Linked DNA regions of Mus musculus: regions 1, 3 and 4 are each linked to region 2. The links are chromatin loops, found by intact Hi-C in ENCODE. Cell type or tissue: heart. All regions are shown on one strand. Region 1 holds the start of D630041G03Rik (RIKEN cDNA D630041G03 gene). Region 2 overlaps Ttyh1 (tweety family member 1). Region 3 holds the start of Tnni3 (troponin I, cardiac 3). Region 4 overlaps Tnnt1 (troponin T1, skeletal, slow).

The links. Peaks named below come from ENCODE experiments on the same cell type or tissue, not always from the same donor. Only the 100,000 strongest peaks of a DNase experiment are listed, where the experiment ranks them.
Region 1: a loop joins it to region 2, with 6 times the contacts of the local background. A loop is called at or near these places in 7 of 42 quality-filtered maps.
Region 3: it touches region 2 in a loop (2.4-fold over the local background); 11 of 42 quality-filtered maps call a loop at or near these places.
Region 4: it touches region 2 in a loop (2.1-fold over the local background); 16 of 42 quality-filtered maps call a loop at or near these places.

The regions. Positions count from the first base shown.
Region 1 is chr7:4,468,831-4,473,830 of GRCm38, forward strand. It overlaps Eps8l1 (EPS8-like 1), which reads left to right. Exons shown (of 20, transcript NM_001374622.1): 3 at 24-64; 4 at 366-424; 5 at 1,051-1,212; 6 at 1,453-1,602; 7 at 1,978-2,060; 8 at 2,397-2,658; 9 at 2,966-3,092; 10 at 3,283-3,371; 11 at 3,469-3,543; 12 at 3,645-3,793. D630041G03Rik (RIKEN cDNA D630041G03 gene) reads right to left here and starts at 2,054. Exons shown (of 1, transcript NR_028416.1): 1 at 1-2,054. It also overlaps a transcript of Rdh13 not described here. In heart, a CTCF peak has its summit at 2,513; DNase peaks (open chromatin) are centred at 1,641 and 2,511; H3K4me3 peaks cover 1,552 bases; H3K27me3 peaks cover 3,652 bases.
Region 2 is chr7:4,129,395-4,134,394 of GRCm38, forward strand. It overlaps Ttyh1 (tweety family member 1), which reads left to right. Exons shown (of 14, transcript NM_021324.6): 7 at 264-339; 8 at 1,187-1,242; 9 at 1,403-1,495; 10 at 1,897-1,989; 11 at 3,681-3,823; 12 at 3,963-4,008; 13 at 4,269-4,344; 14 at 4,472-5,000. The coding sequence ends at 4,307. It overlaps D030047H15Rik (RIKEN cDNA D030047H15 gene), which reads right to left. Exons shown (of 3, transcript NR_033548.1): 2 at 3,012-3,197. Among named protein-coding and RNA genes, the nearest start is that of D030047H15Rik, 5.0 kb to the right of the region's middle. In heart, a CTCF peak has its summit at 1,946 (motif pointing right); a DNase peak (open chromatin) is centred at 1,827.
Region 3 is chr7:4,521,562-4,526,561 of GRCm38, forward strand. Tnni3 (troponin I, cardiac 3) reads right to left here and starts at 967. Exons shown (of 8, transcript NM_009406.4): 1 at 744-967; 2 at 509-521; 3 at 255-341. The coding sequence starts at 754. It overlaps Dnaaf3 (dynein, axonemal assembly factor 3), which reads right to left. Exons shown (of 12, transcript NM_001033548.3): 9 at 4,853-4,970; 10 at 2,583-2,694; 11 at 2,377-2,451; 12 at 1,372-2,298. The coding sequence ends at 1,755. In heart, CTCF peaks have their summits at 2,852 (motif pointing left) and 4,900; DNase peaks (open chromatin) are centred at 60, 960, 2,280, 4,940 and 2 weaker places; H3K4me3 peaks cover 1,911 bases; H3K27ac peaks cover 3,170 bases.
Region 4 is chr7:4,507,527-4,512,526 of GRCm38, forward strand. Tnnt1 (troponin T1, skeletal, slow) reads right to left here. Exons shown (of 14, transcript NM_001277903.1): 6 at 4,739-4,760; 7 at 2,791-2,854; 8 at 2,426-2,542; 9 at 2,032-2,109; 10 at 1,485-1,598; 11 at 948-1,057; 12 at 1-86. Among named protein-coding and RNA genes, the nearest start is that of Tnnt1, 5.9 kb to the right of the region's middle. In heart, CTCF peaks have their summits at 775 (motif pointing right) and 2,549 (motif pointing right); DNase peaks (open chromatin) are centred at 2,555 and 4,105; H3K4me3 peaks cover 1,529 bases; H3K27ac peaks cover 3,041 bases.

The DNA of each region.
Region 1 (5,000 bases), 340 kb after region 2:
CCCCTTATTTTCTTCTTCACCAGGCCTGAAGCTGCACCCAAACCAAGTGCAAAGTCTATCTATGGTAAGCTTGAGGGTTAAGGCGACCAAGAACAAGGCTCTTGGGAGAAGAGAGAATACAGTCTGTCGTTTTGAGAGGAGGAGGAGGGGACAGAATCTGGGCTCTTGGATCTGAGAGAGAAGAGCTGGGGTCAGGGATCCTAGGTCTGAGGGAGGATGGCTGCAGTCTGGACTCCTGGGTCTGAGGGAGGAGAGCTGGAGTCTAGACTCCTCCTTCTGAGGGAGAAGGGCTAGCTAGCATCAGGGTCTAAGGAACCAGGCTGCAGTCTGACTCTTGCATGCACTTCCCCCTCTCCCCTCCTTAGAACAGAGAAAACGTTACTCCACCGTGGTTATGGCTGACGTGTCCCAGTATCATGTCAATGTGAGTCTGGGGTCTATGTTTCTCTAAGACGTTTCCTGGGGAGAGGTGAGCCTGAAGTGATAGGCCTTTTGAAAACAGGGACTGGGGACGGGGGCAGCCATCAGGATGTAAAGTGAATAAATAAGAAAGAGAGAGAGGGAGGCAGGAGGAAGGGAGGGAAAAAGAAGGAAAGAAAGAAGGAAGAGACTAGGAAAACTCAGCTCTTCTCTCCCCATGAACATCCGTCCCTGTTGCCTGAGAACTCAGTTCTGTCTGATCTTCCTCTGAGCCATCCCCAGTGCAGGATGCAGGACCAAATCGGCCACGGTTCCATGGTCCAGGAGAGGGTGTGGATGTCATAATGCAAAGCAGAGGAGGCACTTACAAGAGTTCAATCCTTATTATTTGTTGCCCTTGAGAAGCCTCCAATCTTGGTTTGAAGATGTCCTAATTGGAAGGAAATCTAATCAGTGCTGGCCACTGAAGGAGCTGAAGGGTCTGAGGGAGGGAGACTGAGGTCTGGATTCAAAGGGTCTGAGGAAAGCATTCTGGGGAAGTATGGCTAGGCTGAACAGGAGCTCCCTCTAGAAGCTCAGCAACAGCTTGGCATAGCCTGGGACTCAGCTACCTACTCTGTCTCCTGCCAGCACCTGGTCACCTTCTGCTTGGGGGAAGAAGATGGCGTGCACACTGTGGAAGATGCTTCCAGAAAGCTGGCAGTCATGGACAGCCAGGGGCGTGTCTGGGCACAGGAGATGCTACTGAGAGTGTCACCTAGTCAAGTCACTCTGCTTGATCCAGTCTCCAAGGTGCCAGAGAGCAATTGGGTGGAAGAGAGAAATGGGGCTGAGATCTGAGGGTGAATCTTGGCTCCGAAGCGTCCTTCCCCTGGGAACTTTGGCAAGCTATCCTTTGAAGCCTAGGTTATTAAACAGGGTGTTATTTCTAGGCCCCTGAACTCTTTCGGTTGCCTTGCCCCAAGTCCTGGACACTGCTCTAGCAGTCATAGGAATCTGTGCCTCCGTTTACCCTGCGACCCCGTCCTGCAGGAAGAACTAGAGTCATATCCTCTCGATGCCATCGTACGCTGCGACGCGGTGATGCCCCGAGGACGGAGCCGTTCATTGCTGCTCCTGGTGTGCCAGGAGCCAGAGCGTGCACAGCCGGATGTTCATTTCTTCCAGGGCCTGCTCCTCGGAGTGAGTGGGCGTGGCTCCGGGTGGCTTTTTTTTCTAGTAGAGAATCAGAGGCGGGGCTTCCATGTTTGGGGCGGGGCCTTGGCAAACGGGGACATAGCCTAGGAAAGCAGGTCTGAGAGGGAACCAGAATTGAGGACAGGTTGAATGAACTCTAGACCATGACTGAATGTGACGATGGGAAGAAGATGCAGAACAAAGGCTTTGAGAAAAACATAAAAAAGATGGTTGGAAGCAGGCAGGCAGGCAGGCAGAACCAAGATGGGGTCCATGGGGTTTGTCCAAGACAGTCGGAGGCAAAGCGCTGAGAACAAGAAAGAGTCCTGGGCAGGCAATGGGTGGGGCGTAAGAGGGGAGATCTTAAAGTATGATTGACAGGCGGAGCTGATCCGTGAGGACATCCAAGGGGCTCTGCAGAACTACCGCTCCGGACGTGGAGAACGCAGGGCAGCAGCGCTCAGGTGAGGAGAAGGGGGAAGCAGATGCAGAGCGCACTGAAAAAAAAAATTCTCCCATCTATGGACCTCACTCTCCTCAGCTAAGAAATGAGCTTGGTACGAACAGCCTAGAGTGTTGAATGTGGTCACAAATTAGCCTTGGCCAGGTCTTACCTGTACCTCCCAGACAAGGTGACCGCTCCGCTCCAGTCTTCTACTTTAGCCTGTCTTGGTCTTTGGTTTCTCCATCTTCGTATCCAGTTTCTCATTATGAAATGCCCAGCCTTCGTTTGACCGCCCCCCCCCCTTCCTGATCCCATCGGTTGCCCCAGCCTCGGTCTCCCCTTTTTCTTAACTCAGGGCGACGCAGGAGGAGCTGCGACGCGGCGCCTCTCCAGCAGCGGAGACCCCGCCCTTACAGCGTCGCCCGTCTGTCCGCCTGGTGATCAACACCGTGGAACCATCCGCAGTCCGCGGGCGACCCCAAGTGGAGTCAATTCCAGAGACTGAGGAAGCAAGGAAACCCGACCAAGCTCGCACGACTAGCAGTGCTGACCCTACCTCCCCAGACTTGGGCCCAAGAGGACCTGAGCTGGCGGGTCTGCAGGCAGAGCGGGATGTGGTGAGCTTGAGTGAGAGGCACCAGCTAGGAGAAAAAGATTTCCTTGACAATCAAGTCAGTCTTGGAGTGGGGAACGAGATTCAGGAACGTGGCACGTCTAGGTGTGACTAGCTGACAAGATGCTGGGTCGGGGATGGGAGTTAATTCTAGAAGTATGGCTAGAGTCTTTGATATAGACCACCCACTGCTCCAGTTATGGGCATGGCCTGACGTAGGGGGTGTGTCCAGGAGTTCAGATTGGAGCCCTGGACCTAGACCAGAGTCTGAGACTCAGGAGCACCACTCTTACCTCTCTTGCTTATGGTAGGATATTCTGAACCACGTGTTTGACGACGTGGAGAGTTTTGTATCCAGACTGCAAAAATCAGCAGAGGCTACCCGGGTTTTGGAGCACCGCGAGAGAGGCCGCAGGACACGACGCCGAGCTGCGGGAGGTAAGGGGCTTCCACATGGACCGAGAACACACCTTCCTGAGTGATGTCCAAATATCCTCTCCCCCTGGGGTCTCCCACCACCAGCCAGGTCTGACTTCCTAAGGCCACCCGTTTGGGTGTTTACACCTTTGGAATTGTTGTCTAATGCTTTCTTGGTGTCCCCACAACCTCACCTGCTCTCTCCGCACAGAGGGTCTGCTGACACTGAGGGCCAAGCCACCCACTGAGGCTGAGTACACCGACGTGCTTCAGAAAATCAAATACGCCTTCAGTCTGCTGGTGAGGATGCATCCATTGCTGGGCGTCGATGGAGTGAGGGCACTTTGACCCATCCATCATTCGTGCACTAATAAGAAATGACCTCCTTTCGTTCCAGGCCCGGTTGCGAGGCAACATCGCCAACCCCTCCTCTCCAGAGCTGTTGCACTTTCTGTTTGGACCTCTGCAGATGGTGAGGCTCATCTTAGCCCTCAGGGCTCCCCTGCTTTAGAAGGATTAAGATTCGACTTCAAGAAGGTCTTGTTGGCATGCTCATTTCTGTTGGCCTGGTAGATTGTGAACACTTCAGGCGGCCCTGAGTTCGCGAAGAGTGTGCGACGACCGCATTTGACGTTGGAGGCTGTGACTCTGCTCCGCGACAATGTCACTCCTGGTGAAAATGAACTATGGACCTCGCTGGGAGACTCCTGGACCTGCCCAGGGTGAGAGGGGAAACTAGAGTGTAGAGGTTTGACTTGGCTGCAGGACACTGCTAAATTTGAGGAGGGGACGAGACTTAAGATAAATGCCAGGATTCAACTGGAGAACATGCTCGAAATTAGCGTGAGGGAAAGGTTTAACATCTAATCAGATAGTTGGATTGAAGCAAATGGTGGGGCTTAGAGAATTTAGAGACAGACTACGGGGCAAGGAGGGTTGTTAGGCAAGTGGGACTCAGCTACAAGGAAAATGTGGGACATACAGGAAGTTGAAAAGGAGTCTGTCCTTGGAGGCTTTCAGGGAGAGCACGGAGCTCAGACTGGGAGCGGGTAAAGGGCAAGATGGATTGATGTAAGTGTTGAGAAAGTAGCCAGAAGCTCCAGAAGCTCGGCCAGTGGCGCTGTTGTCCCAGCTCTCGGTTGGTGACACAGGAAGAACAGAAGTTGAAGATTACCCTCCACTAGAAAGCAAGCTGGAGACCCTGTCACAAAAATGGGGTCTTTGGAGGTGTGAGTTTCTACAGGAATCTACGTCATTGCAGACAAAGATATTTGCCTCCACAAAACTGTCCTCCGACTTCCACATGTGCTCACCCACACCTACACACTCACAATAAGTGAACAGATAAATATTTTTAGGTAATCAAACACTTGTGAAATAGTCAGGAGAGTGTCTGCAAGTCAAGGCTAGACTAGTCTGAAAAGCTAGTTCCAGGCTAGCCTGGGCTATCAGGACTGCTCAGACTTCCCACCCTCCAAAACAGGAAAAGCTTTGGCCTCAGAGGCTGGGGGAAGCATGACAGTGGACCCAGTGTGTTTAGAAATATAATTAATGGGTGCTTAGGGCATACACTGCTCTTCCAGGGAACCCACATGGTGGCTCACAACTGTCTGTAACTCCAGTTCCAGGGAACCTGATGCCCTCTTCTGTTTGCTATGAGCACCAGGTACACACATGGTGCACACAGTTACATACATACAGACACATAAAATAGTTAGTTAGTTAGTTAGTTAGTTAGTTAGTTATGAGACAAGGCTTCTCTGTGTAGCCCTGGCTGTCCTGGAACTCACTCTGTAGACCTACTGGCCTTGAACTCAGAGATCTGCCTGCCTCTGCCTCCCAAGTGCTGGGATCAAAGTTATGGCCACTACCTCCTGGCTTAATTTTTTTTTTTTTTTAAGAAAGAAATATAATGTATTGAGTTGGGCT
Region 2 (5,000 bases):
CAGGAGTTCTGATTCTGGGGTGAGTGTGATCTGATTAATGCCATACACACTAAGGTGGAGGGGGTCATGACCACAGTTCTGAGGTCTTAGCCTTAATTGCTGGATCCTGAGAGCAGAGGCTGGTGCCTAGACTCGCAGTCTGAGGAAAGCTGAAGTCTGGACCCCTGGGTCTGAGGGAGGAGGGTTAGGGCCTGGACTTCTGAGTTCTGTGGAAATATGAAATTGGACATTCTGATCTGACCCCTCCCTGCTTCCTTCATCAGGGCCTCAGTGACTTCTGCTCCAACCCAGACACCTATGTGCTGAACCTGACCCAGGAGGAGACAGGGCTCAGCTCAGGTGACCCCACAAATCCCTGATGCCTTCAGCACTCCCTCCTATCCCCCAAGGCCCAGTGTGTTGTAGGGTAGAGAGCAGCAGCATCTTCCAATCCAGGCAGGATGGGAAAGGGGCAAAATGCCTGTGGGTGTGATAGACACAGGGAAGTGGGCCCTGGGCCTCCGTGGTCACAGGGTTGGACTGGAGGACAACAAGGAAGCATAATTAGGTCAGCTGGACCTGCTTCCAGATATGGCTGAAGCAGAAGGGATGAACGTCTAGGGTGTGATATTGCCCACCTATAATCCCAGCAATTAGGAGGTTGAAGTGTGAGTTCATGGGCACTCTGGGTTATCTAGACCTGGTCACACCTTGTTCTGAAGCAAAACCAAACAAAAAACAAAAAACAAAACGAATGGAATTAAGGGTGTCCCTCCATTGGTAAAGTGCTTGTCAAAGCTGTAAGTTTGATCCCTAGCAACACATAAAGTTTGCCTTGTGCCCAGCACTCAGGAAGTAAGATCAGAAGCCTTCAAGGTCATCCATAGCTACATAGAGAATTCAAGGCAAATCTGGGATACATGAGACTGTCTCAAAACATCCTCCTCCTCAAGGAGAGGAGGAGGGATGGAAAGGAAAAGGGAGAGGGAAGAGGAGGACGGGAGAGAGGAGGGGAGAAAGGGAGGGAGGGAGGAGAGGAAGGAAGGGGAACAGAAGGAGGGAGAGAGAAAGGAACGAGGGGGAAGAGAGGGAGGAAAAGAAATGGATGGGAGAGTGGAATGTCCCCCGGGCTTTGGCCCTCCAGATTTGCCCAGGGAGAGCCTGGGTCCAGGGTTATAGCCTGCTCCTTTCTCTCCCTCCACTTCAGACATCCTCAGCTATTATTTCCTGTGCAACCAGGCGGTCTCCAACCCCTTCCAACAGGTTAGGAATGTGGGCAAAAGACATGGGTGTTGAGGAGATGGCTAATGTGGACTCTCAAGGGCGTATGCTGGGCTACCAGGGGCTCCAGGGTTCCATGGGGGGTGGAGGGTGCCAAGGCCACACCTTGACCCGAGTCCTCCTTTCTCTTATCTTCCTGCAGAGGCTGACGCTGTCCCAGCGTGCTCTAGCCAGCATCCACTCTCAGCTGCAGGGCCTGGAGCGGGAAGCTATCCCTCAATTTTCTGCTGCACAGGTTAGGTCAATGAACTGCACCAGCCTGAGAGGAAAAAGGGCCGAACCTGATGAACCTGTGGGATGCCGCCTCCACTCATGTAAAGGGGCAGATTGACTGAGTCAGATAGCCTTGTGGAGCTGGCCCTTCTCCAAGTAGGCGGGATTTCACGTTGTGTGCAAATCTATGGAAAGGGGTGAGGCAATAGAGCCGAGCTGGTCTCTGGGAGAGAGCCTACAGGAAGGGGTTGCAGCAAGAAAAATCCACATTTCTCTTGGTGCTGGGCCAACAGTGGAGGTGAGAGGCTCTAGGGTGTGACTAAGGGCTGGTCCCTTTGGGAAGTGGGGTCCTTGGGTTGAGGGGGGGGGGCTATTTTACTGGGTCGCATAAAGACTGGTTAACTGTGTCCTCTCCCACTACAGAAGCCCTTGTTATCCTTGGAGGAGACACTGAATGTGACAGAAAGAAGCTTCCACCAGTTGGTGGCGCTGCTGCACTGCCGCAGTCTGCACAAGGTAAGCTCTGGGTGTTTGCCAACCCTGTCTCTTTCTCCCCCTCCCCTTTGCTTTCTCTTCTCTTCCCCCTCCTCTCTTTCTCATACTCTCTCTCCCCCCTCCCGCCTTTGTCCCCCCCCCTCCCACCCCACCCCGTGTTCTTCATCTTCCACCCTCTCCTCTCGTAGAAAGCTGCTCAGCCTCTCAAGCCCTGGAATGAGAACCCAGGCAGCCCCCAGTTCCCTAGATTGAAAACTAGTCCAGATATCTCTTGCTATGAAAGGGGCAGGAAAAGGCGAGGGCGGCGGCAGGGCAGCCTGTGAGCCTACCGTGGGCTCAGCTGTGGTCTGTATGGCCCCGGGAGCAAGCCAGCATCTCTGACTGTTGTAAAGACTCTCACCCTTACAACACCGGGACTCCACCTGACCACTTTCCCTGGTTACATACCGTCTCCCACCATGATACTCTCCATGCACACAGGCTTTGCTATGATCCTGGCTCTACAGGATTCACTGGACACTGACCCCTCCATAACAAGATCAGTCAGTAGAGCATGAGACTCTTAATCTCAGGGTCGTGGGTTCGTGCCCCTATGTTGTGGGAAATATTAAAAAAATGAACCCACCACCCTTCCAGCCCTGCTGAACTGCCCTTCTATCTCCCTATCCTCACTTCCCACTGCATCGACTGCTCATACAGCCAACACTGCATCGGGCCCTAGCCCTTCTCACCTCTCACATGCATGCCCATCTTGCTCATTCCATCTGTCCAATAACAGCTGGTGATCCTTTCTGCACACAATCGGATCAGAGTCTTCATTTAAAACCCTTCCATGAGTCCCTCTCCACATGGATTAAAGCCGGGCTCGTGGCACTGACCTAGTAGGAACCTGTGTAGACAGCCTCGGCCTTGGTGTTTCTACTCCACATCAGGCCAACTACGTGCCTCTGACTAGAGCTGACCATCTGCCTGTCTCCTAGTGTTCTTCTCGCAAGGTCTCTGCTGGACAGTAGCCTAACATTTCCTGTCCTACAAGCTCTCACCTCTCCAAAGTGGCTGCCTGGGTCCCATGCATTGAAGGTTGCCAGTGCTGGTGGCATGCCCGGAGCAAAGGCAGATTAGTCCATCCTGGTAGAATATTGGCTGTGACACTTGGCATTCAGGTTACAGAGGTTCTGCTGGCCTCCAGAATGGTGGTCACAATAGCCGGTCCTTTCTGCATGTCTCTCCTATGGATGCCCAAACCTAAGTGTTATGTAAGCCAGCAATCTGTGGGACCCAGGGGGCATCTGACAATGTGTGGGGATGTGACTGTCACAAGTGCAGAAACAGATGCTGCTGGCATCCCCACCAGTCAATAGCACGTGGGTAGAACAAGGATAGGCAGGGTTGTTGCCAGTGGGAATGACAGCGTAGAGGCTTGCCCACTGAAGATGCTGGGAGAGCAGCTCTCTAGATGCTGAGTGGAGATGCTAGGCCACTTTGCATATGGGAGTGGGGAACTGAGATAAAATAGGAGTGGGTTGGAAGGCTGCAGCTCAGCAAAGGCACAAGCTGAACACATAGATGACTTTCCATGTTCAGAACAGCTCCCTGACAAGAGACTACACTTGCGCACAGAGAGTCTGGGTGACAGCCAGGTAAATGGATGGTTGGACCTGTGTATGAAGTGTACATGTGCATACCCTGAGCCTCCTCACCCTCTGCCTCAGGACTATGGCTCAGCACTCCGAGGCCTGTGTGAAGATGCCCTAGAGGGCCTACTGTTCCTGATGCTCTTTTCTCTCCTGTCTGCGGGGGCCCTAGCCACCACTCTGTGCAGCCTGCCCCGCGCCTGGGCCCTCTTCCCACCCAGGTCAGCAGGGGAGAGAGGGCAGGCTCCCCAGGGAGGGGACAGGAGGCAGTACCCAGGGCCACTGGTGGGGATGGGGCAGCCTCCTGACTCGTTTCCATCCTGCTTCTCTGCCACTCCCCACATCCCCATCACACTTCAGTGATGACTACGATGACACAGATGACGATGACCCTTTCAACCCTCAGGTATCCTGGTGTGAAGGGAGGAGGCCTGGGGCCTGAGCTCCTGGGTCTCTTGGAAGGGGAAATGAGTATTGCATTCTCGGGTCTGAGAAGAAGAGAAATGAGACTGGACCTCTGGGTCTGAGGTCCTAGGGGAACAGGGATGAGTCTTGGCCATGAGGGAGGAGGCTGGGGTCTGGAAGCCTGGGCCCGAGGGAGGAGAGAAGGGCCCCCACGTACACAACAGATTCTGAGTGTCTTTCCTGCCCTGGTTATCCTGCCAGGAATCCAAACGCTTTGTGCAGTGGCAGTCTTCCATCTGAGCCTCCCCTCCAGTCTGGAGCCTGCCTCTCCTCTATGGTAACCTTCAATGTGTACAGTTGGGTCTTGGCTCTCCCCTACAGTAGTTGTAGCTCTCTTATGTTGGGTGGATGTCCATGGGAGGGTCTCCAGTGAATATCAGCTCTTCATTTCTCCCTCTCTCTAGCTCCTTTCCTGGCTGCTGGAGAAGGCCCCACTAACCTGACCTTGACTGGGCTCTGACCACTAACACTGCTGGCTATGGACATCTCACTTAGGATGGCAACCTGCTCTGGCCCTAACACCCACCCCCCCATCCCCATTTCTCCTTAGCACAGGGGATTGCTGAGGTGGCACAACAGGGACCAGGGGTGGCTGGGAAGGGGGCTGACCTATACAGCCTGGTGTTCCTCACCTCTGGCTGCCAGTCCTGTCCTTGGAGGGATGAAGCTGGAGGCAGGTACAGGCACGTCCCTGTTTCCTGCCATACCCCAGCGATCTCAACCTATGGCACTAACTTGGAAGAGGGCTGATTTGAAATAAAAGGGAAGGCTTTATTTTACAAGCAGCTAGGTCCTTCTTATCCACCCCAACTACTGAGAGAAGGAAGTCCTGACTGGGCTAGGGACACTCCTCCTCTGGTGGTTGAAAGGCAACTCTCCTCTTGTCCAGGCTCAGCACTGCATTGCTTCTATAAGTAACATGTGAATCCTGAC
Region 3 (5,000 bases), 390 kb after region 2:
CCGACTAGAGCTACGCACTGCCTATCTATTCACTGCTAACCACTACGCTCACGCCTAAACCTTGCTGTAGGCAAGTTCCCCCCAACCACAGGCCGCTGTCACCAAGCCCAACCTGAACCTTTCTGAAATTCTGCCCCACCCATAGGGCTCTGCCCATCACCCTACCACCCCTTTCCAGGGCCTTGGTCCTGCCCCCTTCTGGGTCTCAGAGGATTCTTGAACCCAGAAGCCCATCCTCTTGGACCCCGCCCCACCTTGGCGTGTGGCTCGGTGGCATAGGCTCGGTAGTTGGCAGAGGAGCGGCGTCGGACAGGAGCAGGCGCAGGCTGCGGTTCCCCAGCCTGGAATTGAAGCAGGCTACATCACTACCCAAACCCTCCCATCCAGCCCTTCCTGGATACCTCACCTCTAGCGGCAGGTTCCCCTGCCCACTGGTCCCCAGTCCTCTCCCTGCAGCACCCACTCTGGACCGAAGGTTCCCTACCCCACTTCTTAGCTCACAGCTCACCGCATCGCTGCTCCTGAAGAGAGAGAAACCGTGAAGAGGAAATCACTGATGGTGGTCCCCTGACTCTTGAACCCCAGGAGTCTGATTCCCAAATTCTTACCTCATTTCTACAGAAATCCAACCACCCTTGCCTCCTACTCTCTCAGGACAAGTATCCAACCTGGTTGCACCCTCAAGACCCACCGCACCTCTCCCTGTTGAGGTCTCCACCCCAAGGCTACGAAGATTCACATACTCATCAGCCATGATGATCTCCAGAGGCAGAGAACAGGATCGGAGATTCCTGGAGGGTCCTGGAAGGGTGTCCCTGGTGACCTTGGAGGTCTCTAGAGGTTGGGTTTCCTCTGGGCTGCTCAAGCCTCACTGAGGACACTGAGATAAGGGGCGAGGACAAAGACTAAATATACTGCTGTCTCCTCCCCTGCCCAGGATAAGCGATAACAGGGTGTGAGGGGAGCCGTGTGCAAAGCTCCAGTTGGGTCAACCAAGGTGCCCAGGATCTACACCCCTCCTCCTTTGACTCTAGCGCCCCAGCTCCCTCCTCCCTCAAACTTAGGAAAACCCGGAGCAAGGTCCCTCTTCTCTCAAATCCAAGAGTCTAGACTTCAGCTTCCCATGTTCATACCCAGAAATCCATGCCGGCCTTCTGTCCTCACACCTAGGTCCCTCACTGAACTGCAGTCTTTCTGGGACCTAGTGTGTCCTTTCTCTCCCCCACGTTTCTGTCGGTTTCAGTGGCCCTGGCATGTTTAGTTTGAAGGATCTTATCCTTCACTCCTGTGAAATTCAGCCAAGCCCACTTGCAAACCCACAATCGGGACCCATCCCTGCTGCTCCCACCCTTCTTGGCACTGGAGACCGACTGAGGACAGGACACACAGAGGTGACCCTGCGCTTTTTATTTGAATCACATTCAAGGAAGGCTATGCCCTTGTCCTTCCCAAAAGCAGCATGTCAAGAAAGGCCCAAGACAAAAGAGAGGATCTGGAGCCCAGGGTTGTCCCTTCAGCCTTCGATCCTTGTCAGGATAAGTCTCAGATAACAGTCTAGGACCCATCCCCCACCCTCACCCCTACCCCCCAAATAGTACAACCGAGAGTTCCAGGAAAGGAATTTGAAGTTCTAGTCATATCCCTGGGGTTGAGAAGGAACGCAGAGTAAAACCGCATGCAGGTGGGCTGAGCTGGTGATGTCAATCCCTGGGCCTGCTTCAGCAGTTAAAGGTGGGCTACGTGGTCCCTGGGGTTCATGTTACATGTTTTGGAGGTGCATTCACCCAGGACGTTGCCATAGCTTCCTGGAGTGGGCTTATCACTTCCGGAGGAGAGGCCAGGTCGGCTTGGGGAAGGCTGATTGCTTCTACAGGCAGGACTAGCTTAGCCTGGGGTGGGCTCATCGCCTCTAGAGGTGGGATCTGGTCAGCTTTGGATGGGCTCAACGCTTCTAGAGGAGGGGCCTGGTTGGCCTGGGGTGGACACATTGTCTCTAGAGGTGGGGCCAGGTCAGCCAGGGGTGGGCTCATCGCCTCTAGAGAGGGGGCCTGGTTAGCCTGGGGCGGACTTATCGATTCTGGGAGAGGGGCGCGGGTAGATTCCACTTTGGAGGGCGCGGGTCCAGATTCCACAGCTGAGTCTCCGCCACCCGGAGTGGAGTCCCCTAACTTGTAGAACCTCGCAAAAGTCTCCGAGGGTTTGGTTGCAGTGTGAGGGGCGAACCCAGCCACCCGCGCTATCTCTACAACGCGGTCAGAGAACGCCTTCAACTCCTTGGGCCGCAGGTCCACCAAGTACCTATGTTGGGAAACTGTGTGTGAGGAGACCTGGCTTTTGGCCCAGCTGTGACCTTCCCACCCCACTCCTCTGGCTCACCGAGCTAATTCCACAACCAGGTTCCCTCCGGGGGCCACGCAAGCCCCGAGCTCAGGGCTGAGAAGATGGACCATCCTAAGGAGAGAAAGGACTAGGAGCTGAGATACACAGGTGGGGACGGAGGTCCAGAGCAGGATGGAGACTGCAAAGCTTAAGTTCCGGCTTCTGACAACGAATAAACTGGGGCCCAATCCTAGGTCTCTTACCCACAGGACACGTAGAGGAGCTGGAACCGGCCCTGGTAGCAAGTCTTGTGGTGGAGAGTCTGCGAAGAATCGAGAGGCAGAAAGTGGATAGTGAAGGGTTCTTGAGCAGGCACTGAAAGAGAAGGGAAGAAAGAGGTCAGATCTGGGGCTGAAGAACTGGCTCAGTTGCTAAGCGGGTTTGATACTCTTTCAGAGACCCTGAGTTTGCACCCAGAACCCAAGCTTATAACCACCTTTAACTCTAGTTTCTGGGGACATGGTGCCCTCTTGTGGCTTCCGAAGGCACCTACATGTGTGCTTGCGCAGGCGCTCACATGCTCACACAGAGAGAGAGAGAGAGAGAGAGAGAGAGAGAGAGAGGGTTTCTCTGTGTAGCCTTGGCTGTCCTGGAACTCACTCTGTAGACCAGGCTGGCCTCGAACTCAGAAATCCACCTGCCTCTGCCTTTGCCTCCCAGGTGCTGGGATTAAAGGTGTGCTCCACCACAGCCCGGCTATGAATATAAATCTTGAGAGTCAAAGAGATGTGCACACAAGTTGCAAAGAATATTGGAATTTACACTCCTTATCTGTGGAGAGCAGTGCCGAGAGCAATCGCCATTATAAGATGGCGCTGGCCTCCGCTGTGCCTAACTAGTAAACAAGCCCTGTACGCAGGTGCGAGAGTGAACTCACTCCTAGTCACTGCCCATCTCAGGGCGTAGTAGTGGGGTGATGAGCGAGCAACAAATCAGGAGCTGACATGCCATATCAGGTGCTGAAACACCATGGCTGAGGGCTATATAAGCGACTCCATTTTCTGGGGTCAGGGTCTTCCTGAGAAGTAAGCAATAAAGCTTTGCCGCAGAAGATTCCGGTTGTCCCGAGTGTGTTCTTGCCAGCGGGGACAAAAGCTTGGGATACTTATCTTCTTTTTTTCCCTCCAATTTTTTATTAGGTATTTACTTCATTTACATTTCAAATACTATCCCGAAAGTCCCCTATACCCTCGCCCCCACAATTCCCCTACCCACCCATTCCCACTTCTTGGCCCTGGCATTCCCCTGTACTGGGGCATATAAAGTTTGCAAGACCAATGGGCCTCTCTTCCCAATGATGGCCAACTAGGCCATCTTCTGCTAAAAATGCAGCTAGAGACATGAGCTCTGGGGGGTACTGGTTAGTTCATATTGTTGTTCCACCTATAGAGTTGCAGACCCTTTCAGCTCCTTGAGTCCTTTCTCTAGCTCCTTCATTGGGGGCCCTGTGATCCATCCAATAGCTGACTGTGAGCATCCACTTCTGTATTTGCCAGGCACTGGCTTAGCCTCACAAGAGACAGCTATATCAGGGTCCCTTCAGCAAAATCTTGCTGGCGTATGTAATAGTGTCTGCGTTTGGTGGCTGATTATGGGATGGACCCCCGGGTGGGGCAGTGTCTGGATGGTTCATCCTTTCATCTCAGCTCCAAACTTTGTCTCTGTAACTCCTTCCATGGGGTGTTTTGTTCCCAATTCTAAGAAGGGGCAACACTCCCTATTTTCTACTTTTGTTTTGAGTCAGGCTCTTGTAGCTGAAGATATCTGGAATTGTGACCCAAACCAGGCATTTTCTCCTGCCTCAGCCTTCTGAGTGACAGGCATTCACTGTCCACGCCCAACTTTCTTAGCCTTTTCTTTAAAGTTATTTTATTTATTTATTTATTTATTTATTTTGGTGATGGTGTGTGCCTCGGTAAGTGTGTGTAGGTCAGGTGGCAACCTTTACTGAGTCATCTCTCTCTGTCCACCATTACTTGGATCCCAGGGATAGAACTTGAGCTACAAGGCCCTGACGGCAAGCACGTCTCCTTGCTGAGCTATATTATCGACCTTCCATGTCTTTCTAGAAGCCTTCCTTTTTTTTAATCCTTTGGCTGAACTGAATTGCTGCAAATCTGGGGAGGTGGGCCCACGAGGCAGAGACCCATTTTACAGACAGGAAAGAAAGTGAATGGTCCCTTGAATGAAGGCACCTAGGGAGAGGTGAGTTAAGGACTGGAATAGAAAGAAGGACAGCCAGAATCCATGTAGGGAAAGGGTGTAGGGAGGAATGTAAAGGTTCCCAGTTAGAACTCCAGAGAGGGCTGAGAATCCTACTGGTGGGGTTCAGGGTTTGGGAAAGGGAGGACAAGAGAGAAAAAGAGAACGAATATCAACGAGAGAGCAACTGTCCAGGTATTCCAAACCAGCTCCGTCAAAGCTTGGGGAAAAAACAGTGACTATCTGCAGTTTGCAGCTGCTGGCTACCTACCATCTGGCTCGGGCGACTCTGTCTCCTCCACATTCCCCTGGATGGCTCTCGGGCCCCTCCAGGCGGCTACTTCTCGGAACAGCTCTGTGACGTTGTGCTGCGTGATCTCGCTCGCAGTCTGCGGGGAGAAAGGGGGAGGTGCAGAGGT
Region 4 (5,000 bases), 380 kb after region 2:
ATTTCTGTTGCTTCAACTTCTCCATCAGGTCAAATTTTTCTGATTCCAGCTGGTGGATCCATTCTGACAGCTCCTGGGCCTTTTCCCTAGCAGGTCGAGAAGGACCAGGATGCAGCAAGATCCAGGCTGCCCTCTGAGTCCAGAGAGGTCGAGCCACTTACCCCAAGCCATGCAGCAAGTCTCTTTGGGATTGGTATAGTCGCTACACTCTTGCTAAATTGCCCACAAAAGGTTTTCAAATGTGTGACCACTTTCTGAAACAGAAGTTCCTAAATGGAAGTCTCCGGAAGTAATGGCTATGAGCCCCAGAGTGAAAGCCGTTTGGTTTTTATTACTTACATAGTGCGTGCGTGCGTGTGTGTGTGTGTGTGTGTGTGTGTGTGTGTGTGTGTGTGTGTGTGTGCGCGTGCGCGCGTGCGTGTGTGCGCGCGCGCGTGCGTGTGCGTGTGTGTGTGCGTGTGTGTGTGTGCGCGTGTGTGTGTGTGTGTGCGTGCGTGTGCGTGTGTGTGTGCGTGTGTGTGTGTGCGTGTGTGTGTGCGTGCGTGTGTGTGTGTGTGCGCGCGCGCGCGTGTGTGTGTGTGTGTGCGTGCGTACGTACGTGCGTGCGTGCGTGCGTGCGTGCGTGCGTGCGTGCGTGTGTGTGTGTGTGTGTGTGTGTGTGAAGTCTGGCCTCCAGCTCAATATACAGTAGAGGATGACCCTGAATTGATCCTCCTACCTCCTCCCTGAATGCTGCAATTCCACCTAAATACGGAAGGGGGCACTGTGGATGCCAGACACTACAGGCCAGGCCATCCACCGGGTAGCTTGCATTTGAGTGACATTTTGAACATAGAAAGCAACAGTGGCCCAGAAAAAGGAGTGCCAATTGCCTGAAGTAACACAGCACCAAGGCTCAGACCCGGAGTATCGCCCGTGGAAGCCTTTTGAGAGCTGCCAGGACCTACCGGAGCTGGTCCTCCCCCATGTAGTCGATGTTCAAGGGCTTTTTCCTCTCAGACAGAATCCGGAGTTTCATCTCCCGACCAGTCTGTCGCTTCCCACGCTTCTGTTCTGCCTGGAGTGGGAGGAATCCCAAGCCAGGGATAGAACCTGGAGGCTAAATCCACTCAGCAAGGCCAGTGCCTCCACCACATGCAAGGAGTACATCTCAGCCCTCCCCCTTCAGACACTCAGGGGTCCAGCCTCAGCCTCCTCCTCCCTCAGTCCCAGAGCTCCAGGCTCCAGCCCTCTCTCCTCAGACTCAGGAACTCAAATTCCGTGCCCCCTCCCTCAAGCGTACAGGCCCCGGTCTTCTTCCCTCACACCCAGGCACCACCAGAGGAACATTGTGGCCGGAAGAGGGACAGAGACAATCAGCAGAGTGTCTCCCTCACCTACTTGCCGCATGCTATCTACAGTGACAGCTGGCCCTGGATGAGGTCCAGCACCCTCAAGTTTCCCTTCCCTCCTTGTAGACGCAGATTTCCACAGGCTAGACTCACCTTGACCAGGTAGCCCCCAAAATGAGCTCCCATGTTGGACAGAACTTTCTTCTTCTTGGCGTCATCCTCTGCTCTCTTCTTTGCCTCCTCCTCCTCCTTCCGCATCTTCTCCTCCTGTGAGAACAAAGGGGTCCACGACATGTGGCCTTACATACCTGATGGAGGAAGAGCCTAGCCTGGGTAGTTGATGGCTTAGCATCTCCATAAGTGAAGTTGGAGCCACGGAGAGAGCCACTCCTTAACTTGGTATATAGTTCAGGCTAGCCTCAAATTCACAAAATCCTCCTGCCTCGGCTTCTCCTGTACTGGGATCATAGGTCTGAGGCCATCATACCCAGCAAAGCTCAGCCTTTGTGCTGTGGCTTAAGTCTCTTAGTCCAGCCCTGCCTGAAGCTAGATCAGCCGCAGACTTTTTATTTATATGCACTGTTCACCCTTCCAATAGGAAAATCCTTATGCTAGACATTACAGGGACTTTCTGAGAACCGTAGAGAGTATCAAAATGGGAAATAAAGTATTCTCCTATAGGGAAAGGACAGACACCTACCGCCAGCTTGGCCTGGCGTTCTCGCTCCTTTTCCGTTCTGAAGCGCTGTTGCTCAGCTCTCTCTGCGCGTCGCCTCTCCTAGGGGTATTAAGGGGAAGATTGGGGCAGGGAATGTGGGGGTTCTTGGAGGCTATCCCCTCCCACAAGTTGTCCCTCCACCAGTAGACGAACGAAATAAGGATAGTTTCTTTTATTTAATTGTCCTTTTTGAGACAGTCTCTCGAACTCATGGTAATCTTCCTGCCTCCGCCTCCAAAATGCACTCCTGGTAGAAATGGATACTGGAGTGGACCCGCCCAATGTCCCCGCTGTTTCTCCCAGAGACCCCAAAGCACTACATGGAGGGAGGGAACGGGAGATAGATGTAACTAGAGGACCCGGATTTCCGGCTCACAATGCGGTCTTTTAGTGCAATGAGCTCTTCCTCCTCCTTTTTCCGCTGTTCAAAGTGCACGTCGATGAGCGTCTGCAGCTCCAGTAAGTCTTTCTCCATGCGCTTCCGGTGGATGTCCTGAAGAGGGAGCCCGTGAGGCCGCCGGACAGGGCCCTGGAGCCTGCCCCACCCCAGCCCTAGGTGATGACTGACAGCCAGCTGGGATGGCTTCCAGCAGATGTCAGCAAAGCATTCCTTGCTAATAACAGGACCCTGGGTTACCCCCAGGGTTTTCATGAAGGAAGCATAGAAGGGCACTTTTCAGAATAGGCTCAAGGCGCCAAGAATCCTGCAGCTGCTTCTGGGGTAGGACATCTGTCACTTACATCAAAATCCACACGCTCCCCTTCTGGAATCTTCGGGGGAATCAAAGGAGGCACCACAGGACGGCTGTGTCGATAGAATTGGAGATCATCAACAGGCTGGCCTCCCTCCTCTGCCTTACCACACGCTGTTCAAAATGACAGCCACCCCCCACCCCCACCCCCACCGGCCCCCGAGTCTGTGTGAGACCACAGTCAGGGAAATACAGTTTGAGTATTTTGTTTTGCCTGTTTTGACATACTTGTAAAAACTGGCAGGACCCGGTGGCACAGATCTGTTGTCCTAGCTGCTCGGAAGTCTGAGGCAAATTCAAGTCCTGCCTGGTCTAGAGAGAATCTAAAGCCATCCATGGAAACTTAAGAGACACTGCCTCAAAATGAAAAATCACAACAGGGCTAGGGATGAGATTCGGCCGTAGAATGCCTGACAAGAATCCCCCAGGGAGAGGCAGGGGGCGACTCCCCCAGTGAGGGGCTGCGGGTGACTCAAGACGGAATGCTTGTCTCAAACATACGAGGCCATATATTGAATGCTCTGCATAAAAAGCAGGCAGGGGTAGCTCAGCAAACAAAGACCCCCATGACAAGCCTGATTGTCTGCGTTCCGACCCCTGTAAATCATCCTCTGCACCCCACACTTGCACCATACACACCTCTGTGCTCACACACGCAAAATACGTAATAAAGGCCTTACAGTTTAAAAGCACTGCTCTTCCTTTTGCACTGCTCTGAGATACTTCACTTTCTTCTTAACCATTTTATTTTATGTGTATGTATGAGGTTTTGCCTGCTGCCTGTGTAACACGTGTATGGCCAAGTGCCAGAAGAAGGCATCGGCTCCTCTGGAACTGGAGTTACAGATGTTTGTGAGCCACCACGTGGATACTGGGAACTGAACCCAAGTCCTCTGGAAGAGCAGCAGTCAGTGCTTTCAACCACCGAGCCATCTCTCCAGGCCTGAAGATTTTATTTCAAGGGTAAGGATGAAGCCCGGGGATCACGCATGCTAAAGGCCATGGACTTTAAAGATCGCTATTCTCTAAGCAACTTACAGTTGCCTGGTTGCTCTAACGCTGTACTACTGGCTGTTTAACAGCAACAGTGCGCAGCTGTAACAAGAAAAACGTCTGCGTGCTCGGGTCACCTACAGTTTCTTTTAATAGCTATGATTTAAGATCAGCAAAACCCACAGATGCTGAACTCAGAATCACCAAGACTACTCTTCCGAGGATGCAGCAACACCTTGCCTGGCAAACACTCTTTCCCAAGGCCCAAGTTAGCAGAAACTTCCCGAATAATTCATGTGTCAGAACATTCCTTGCCTTGGCAGGGCTCATCCACTTGGTGTCTCTAAGGACCATGTGTTGTCGGTCCCAAAAGTCCTTGGAAAGGGCCCTCACTTCCTGCATTCCTTCCCTGGTAGCTCTCCAACCTGGAACCTCTGTAACTGCGTTCCTTCCTCCAAGAGTCCCTAAGCTCTAGCCCTGGCCTCTCCGGGCCTCCTCTTAGCTCAGTTAGCTTCCACAGCCTGTACTGGCCTCCCTGGCTTAACCATACTCTCACGATGGCCTGGTTCTGCACCCAGAGTGGGTTTTATACATAACCACTCACTTTGAGTGTAAGAAATGACTGTCCTTGCCTACAACTTTCCTTCAGCTAGCAAGGTCTTTATCGAGAGGGTCCAGGTTATCACCTCCTCGGGAAGCCTTCCTTGATTGGCCCTGGGCCAACACAGAGTCCCCTTGCATGGTTTTCTAGAACCCAGGCTGTTATTTTTATATCTGACCTGTTTCACAATGTAGGAAGGTCCTCAACTTCTTGCTTTAAGAGTTAAGGTTGGCTGTGTTCAAGCCCTGATTTCTCTGCCTTTTGATTTCTCTGCCCTGTCTCTCTTGGTGGAGGAGCATGAGAAGATAGGCTTGTAACCCACACCCACCCTGTAGCACCTCACCTGGGTTTGGGGCGCTCTTCTTCTGGTGGCAATGGGGGAATACAAAAAGATAATTAGAGAGAGTTGGGTAGAGAGAGGCTTGGCATCCTTAAGAGGAAACCCAGAAGCAGCCTGCGAGCCCAAGGCTGGGGGGAGGACATTAGGAGAGTGAAGGAAAGTTGAGGTGGAGAAAAGGGGGAAAAAAGGTCACTCGCATCAGACATACATTCTCCACTGGTGTGGGGACACCCCCACCCAGACCTCTAAAAGCCCAAAGGACCAA